Regions from separate parts of the Homo sapiens genome. Here region 2 is linked to region 1. Evidence: chromatin loops called from intact Hi-C (ENCODE). Cell type or tissue: PC-3. All regions are shown on one strand. Each heading gives the region's core, and the rest is flanking DNA. Links, peaks and the distances in the headings are about the cores only.

Region 1 (2,920 bases), core at 142-2,641:
GACTTACTCCCAAATTGAACTGTTTCTCTGCTCAACATTCTCAGTGCCCCCTCACTGCTTTATATTAATATATCCAAGGCACTTATGACTATCTGGCAGAGTGTTTAACGTTAAAGTTTGTTCCTTCATCTCCCCCACCTTCCCTCATGCACAATAAGGCTCCGTAAGGCCAGGGGTTTTGTATGGTTGTTGCTGTGTCTCTAACTCCTCAGAACACTTTACATTCTTTTCAACATACTATGTGGGACCTAAACGAATACTTGTCCCATATGAAAAGAGCTGTGTTCTGATGTCGGAGAAGGCGATTCCCAAGCTCCATTTTCTAACTGCTAAGAGCAGGGCCTGACTAATTTTTATTTTTTTTTGAATCAGTGAATGAGGGAAATGAATAACTGATAATATACATTCATTGTAGAAGGATACCTAAATAATAGATATGTATTTTCTTTCCTTTTTTCCTTATAATTAAATTTCTTAGACAATAAAATGATAGATTTATGTAATGGTTTCATGGTTTTTCATTTATATGTTACGTTATACCTCTTTTCTGTTAAGAATGATTTTTGACATCGAATTACACTGCAGTGTTTTGAAAAGTTTTCCAGTAGGGTTGAAGTGGAGGGCACACCACCACCTCCAGAGAGTGGATGCCCCAAACTCCTTTCGCCCATGAGCCACTCCCCCACTGCCCTCTCATCAAACACTGTCTTCAGTGTCTCTCTTGTGCCTCAATTTCAATTTTGGGGAATTTCACCCAATGTGGGCATTTGAGATTTATTTCTAAAGCACCCACAGTTTCTCAGAAGCAGTGCCTTTTTGAGTCGGGAGGCCATCTGAAGAGGAATCAGATCCTTAGCAGGGTGCCTAAGTTACCCTCAGTCCCCCCAAAGAAAGGAGAAACTCTTGGGATGATGGCTCCCCTAAAGAAGGCAACTTCTCCTGGAGGAAAAGGATATACATGCCTTGGATGACTCCTGCCCGCTCACAGAAGGCTGCTTTTGTTGTGGCTTAAAGTTAGATCTTCTGGTAGAGTTCTAGAATGTGGGCCCTGCCGATGAGTGACAGCCAAAAGCTCACCTTGGAAGAGGCACCAGAGTCACAGCCCCAGCTCTCTCAGGGAAGACGCTGCTCCAGAGCATCTCAGAAGCCACCAGGGAAGACAGTGGCAGATGGGAAGCCGGTGGTGCAGGGCCAAGGGCACAGCTCTGCCTGACGCAGCATTGTCAGCAATAGGTAACATATAACTTATGAGGAGTATCTGAGTACCAGCAGGCACTCTTGGGAGTGAAGGATGGGGGAAGAGAATCTGCCCCAGACTTCATATCCATTGGAAATGCCACATCAGGTGCTGTATCTTGGCATGGATTGTGTTTCCTGTAGGTGTGGGAGTTCTTCTTCTCACAGTCAAGCCCTCCACCTGTCCCTTGTCACACACCCTGTCCTTTTGAATAGAAATTCTCATCCTAGCCCAGCTTCAGGCACGGCCTGGCTTACCCTTGGACCCCAGAGATCTCACCCTTCTGAGGTCTCAACTCTCCTTAAGGAGTTAGGAAATGAAGCTTGGGAATCCACTTCTCGGACATCAGAACACAGTTCCTTTTGCACAGGACAAGTATTTATTTAGGTTCCACTTAGTATATTGAAAAGAATTTGAAGTGTTTTGGTGGTTTGTAGTCCTCTTTCATCATGCTGAATCAAGCCTCAAAAAGGTCAATTTCTGCAGTTGTTAAAACACAGAGGAATTTTTATAGTGTGTGTGTTTGCATAAGTTTATAAGGAGCTTTGTCACAAGGTCTTCTGTTTTAGAGAAACAAGCCATTTTACTCCTTTCATAGTTCACTGCAATTTATTTTATACTAATTTTCGTATTTACCTTTATTTCAATTCATGTTTTAGTCAGCTAGAGAAATTATTCAATTTTTTTTTTCAGAGAAGACACTAAGGTTGCATACTTTCAGAGATTTTCAATGTCTAAGCACATCTACTTATTGCCATTTAAATAATGATTTTTTTTGGTGTATACAATTTGGGTAAAAATAGTCTTTTTGCTTAAATATGTTTATGGCATTTACAGCTCTCAAAGAGAAGTCTGAGGCCAGGTGCGGTGGCTCACGCTTGTAATCCCAGCACTTTGGGAGGCCGAGGCGGGTGGATCACCTGAGGTCAGGAGTTTGAGACCAGCCTGGCCACCATGGTGAAACCCCATCTCTACTAAAAATACAAAAATTAGCCAGGCATGGTGGCATGCGCCTGTAATCCCAGCTACCCAGGAGGCTGAGGCAGGAGAATTGCTGGAACCTGGGAGGCAGAGGCTGCAGTGACCTGAGATTGCGCCACTGCACTTCAGCCTGGGTGATAGAGCAAGACTCCATAAAAAAATAAATAAATAAAAAAAATAAAAAAAAGAGAAGTCTGACACCAAACTAAATTTGGTTTCGTTTCAATAATTTTTTTTCTGCCCATGTTTTTGTAGGTTGTTTCTATTATCCTTGAATTTTATTAACATCTCCAGGTAAGGTGTAGTTTTAGGGGAACTTTGTTTTTGTTTCACTTTGTTTTGTTTTTGTTTTTGTTTTTTGAGACAGAGTCTCACATTGTCACCCAGGCTGGAGTGAAGTGGCACAATCTCGGCTCACTGCAACCTCCACCTCCTGGGTTCAAGTGATTCTCCTGCCTTAGCCTCCCGAGTAGCTGGGACTACAGGTGCACACCACTGCACCCGCCTAATTTATTTATTTATTTATTTTTTGTAGTAGAGAAAGGGTTTCACTGTGTTAGCCAGGATGGTCTCGATCTCCTGACCTCGTGATCTGCCCACCTTGGCCTCCCAAAGTGCTGGGATTACACGCGTGAGCCACCGCGCCCGGTCGGGAACTTTCCTCTAGTATTTCTGGAGGTTTGATACTCTGCTTTTTTGTTG
Region 2 (2,920 bases), core at 312-2,811, 96 kb after region 1:
TCAAAATGGGAGTGACCACACACGTTCAATGCAATATTAGAATTACAGTTTTATCTGTCTAAGAGCTAGGTCATGTTTAATGTTTGCTGTAGCTGTAGGTGTCTGAGGCTGGAATTATTTTTCAGTGTCTTGGTTTTTGTTTCACTTGTCTTTGTGTTTCCCTAGAGACTCCATAAATATCTTCTGAGCCCTGCAGTTCTTCTCATAATCCATCATTATTATACAGGAGACCTACTGATGTGGTGGTAAAGCATGGAAGAAGAGAACCATTCTGTAATTTTATAATGAAGTCTTAGTTTTATAGTGAGGCTGTGCCCTGCACTGTGACTTTCACAAGTGCTTCTCAGCTTTTCCTCATCCCTTAGGTGAGAAGGGAAGGCTAAAGGGGGCTGGAGTTGGGTATTTCCCTTTCCGTAGATTAGGCTCTGGCAAAACAATCTCCTTTGAGGGCAGGCTTTTATTAAGGAGAACAGAGAGCTTTGGGTGTATTTAAAAATGGTTACTCTCCCTGCCAGAAAGACTGGGATTTTTTTCTCCAATCTTCACCAAAAGAACATGGTGGTGCTCTTGGAGGTAAAACAAAAAACATGTGGGCCCTCCCAGAGCTGGGCCCCCAGAGTTTGTAACTCTCAAGTTTATCCACATTGAGCCTATAGCAATTTGTCAATTATAGTTTAAATGTTCTTACCAGCACCGGCTCCAGCCTCTGGCTTCTGCTCCTCAGCTTCAGCTCCTGTAAACTATGATTCTTAGTATCTGACTCTCTCTCCAGTGTTTGCAGCAGCGGTCTGCTCTCAATTATCTGATGCCTCTAAGAAGAGTTGTTGATTTTCAGTTTGTTCAGTTTTTGTCTTTTTGTGAGAAGATGAGTGATGACTTCCAAGCTCTTTACATGTCAGACTGGAAAATCATAATGACAGATATGTACCTAAATATAGTGAGGAGACAGTAGACCTTACATAGTCTACCCACATCCAGGGAGTAGAGTCCAGTTTTAGCTATCATATCCAGAGAATGGTGAAAAGAAAGTAAAGCCGTGCACAAATAAAAATGATTTAAAAATCTGAAAATCAGTCTGAATCAGTAATAATGCCAATACAATTTTGCTACTCAGGAAATTTATCTTCTGTCCTAACGTCACTACTTTGCAAATGCAAATATACAAAATATACAGATAACATTAACAATTTATTTTTTGTTACTTGACTGTAAGTTGCAAAGTAGTATCTAATGAGATGCCAGGAATTCTGCCATAGAAACAAAAATATTCAGTACTTTCCAGCTACTGTTCATAGAACTTCAGTAAGTATATTCTTTCTCATAGATAATGATGCTGGTATAATTTGGTAAAGTAATAGTACTATGATTCACCTGCCGGTCCCTTAATGTCTCAGAAAATAGCAAGAAATACATATTATCCTTGAGCAAAGATGACTCAAAGTCAATAAAAATTTCCCACAAAGAAAACATCAAACCCAGACAACTTTATAGAGTAGTTCTACCACAATTTCAAGGAAAAAATAATAATTTTAGTTTTTTTATAAAGCTCTTACAGAAAATAGAGAAAGAAGGAACACATCTATCTCATTTTATGAGTTCAGCATTTTTAGGCCCAAACCTGACTACAACTGTCACATAAAGAAAAAGGATACAACAACCACACTTTCAAACAAAAATGTAAAATATTAGTAATTAAATAAAATATTAACAATCTGTATGTAACAATACATAAAAAGTTAGTACATCATGAGTAAGGTGAATTTATCCCAGGTATGCAATGTTAGTTTGATAATAGAAAATCAATTAATGGCATGTGTTACATTATTAAAGAGAGAAAGGTAGATGATTATCTTAATAGATGCTGAAAAGGCATTTTTAAAAGTTCAATATATATATATATAGATAATTTTTAAAAAATGTTTTAGCATATTAGGAATAGAAGGAAACCACTAATTTTATAAAAGGCAAGTAAAAACAAATAAATAAAAAAATTAGAACAAACACCAATCCTAACTGTAATGTTGAAGGCATTTCCTTTAAGATTAGGAGAAAGATAAGGATACCTGTTACCATCACTTCTCTTCAACCGTTGACTATAGAATCTATAGTTCAATCAAATAAGAAAAAAATAAAAGCAATAAGAAAAAAAAGAAGAATCAAAACTCTCATTTTTTGCAGGTGATATAATTTTATATATAAGTAGAAAATTTAAAAGAAGCTACAGAAAAACTAAGAAATTTAATAAAAAAGTTTGAAAAGTTTCTTGATAATGAAAATATAGAAAAGTTGGTTGTATTTCTGCATTAGGAACAAGCAGTTATAAACAGTTTAAAAAGAGATATTTTCCAGGGTGCCATGGTTCACATCTTTAATCCCAGCACTTTGGGAGGCCAAAGTGGGTGGATCACCTGAGGTCAGGAGTTCGAGACCAGCCTGACTAATATGCTGAAACTCCATCTCTACTACAAATGCAAAACTTAGCTGGGCATGGTGACTTGCACCTGTAGTCCCAGCTACTTGGGAGGCTGAGACAGGAGAATTGCTTGAACCCGGGAGGCAGAGGTTTCAGTGAGCCAAGATCATGCCACTGCACTCCAGCCTGAGTGACAGAGCAAGACTCCGTTTCAAAAAAATAAATAAATAAAAATAAAAAAGAAAGATATTTTCAGTGGCAAATAAAGATACAAAAATAACTAGGAATAATTCTATTAAAAGGCATACAAACCCCTAACATAGCAAATTATGAAATTTTGATTAAAAATCATCAAGGAGACCTAAACAAATGGAAAGAAATAAACTATTCCTGAATAAAACCTCAATTTTCCCTACATTAAACTACAGATTCAATGAACAGTCCCCCAAAAAGATTAGGCTGGCACAAAAGTAGTTGTTGTTTTGCCATTAAAAGTAATGGCAAAGG

Evidence for each region. Hi-C counts contacts between places; a loop is a spot of excess contacts. Peaks named below come from ENCODE experiments on the same cell type or tissue, not always from the same donor. Only the 100,000 strongest peaks of a DNase experiment are listed, where the experiment ranks them.
Region 2: a loop joins it to region 1, with 5 times the contacts of the local background. A loop is called at or near these places in 1 of 110 quality-filtered maps.

The regions. Positions count from the first base shown.
Region 1 is chr7:37,929,139-37,932,058 of GRCh38, forward strand. All of the region lies in intron 1 of EPDR1 (ependymin related 1), which reads left to right. Among named protein-coding and RNA genes, the nearest start is that of EPDR1, 10 kb to the left of the region's middle. In PC-3, for the core only: no CTCF peak of the experiment used is centred there; a DNase peak (open chromatin) is centred at 1,673; H3K4me3 peaks cover 321 bases; H3K27ac peaks cover 1,126 bases.
Region 2 is chr7:38,024,622-38,027,541 of GRCh38, forward strand. All of the region lies in intron 2 of LOC105375236 (a long non-coding RNA gene), which reads left to right. Among named protein-coding and RNA genes, the nearest start is that of EPDR1, 110 kb to the left of the region's middle. In PC-3, for the core only: no CTCF peak of the experiment used is centred there; a DNase peak (open chromatin) is centred at 1,400.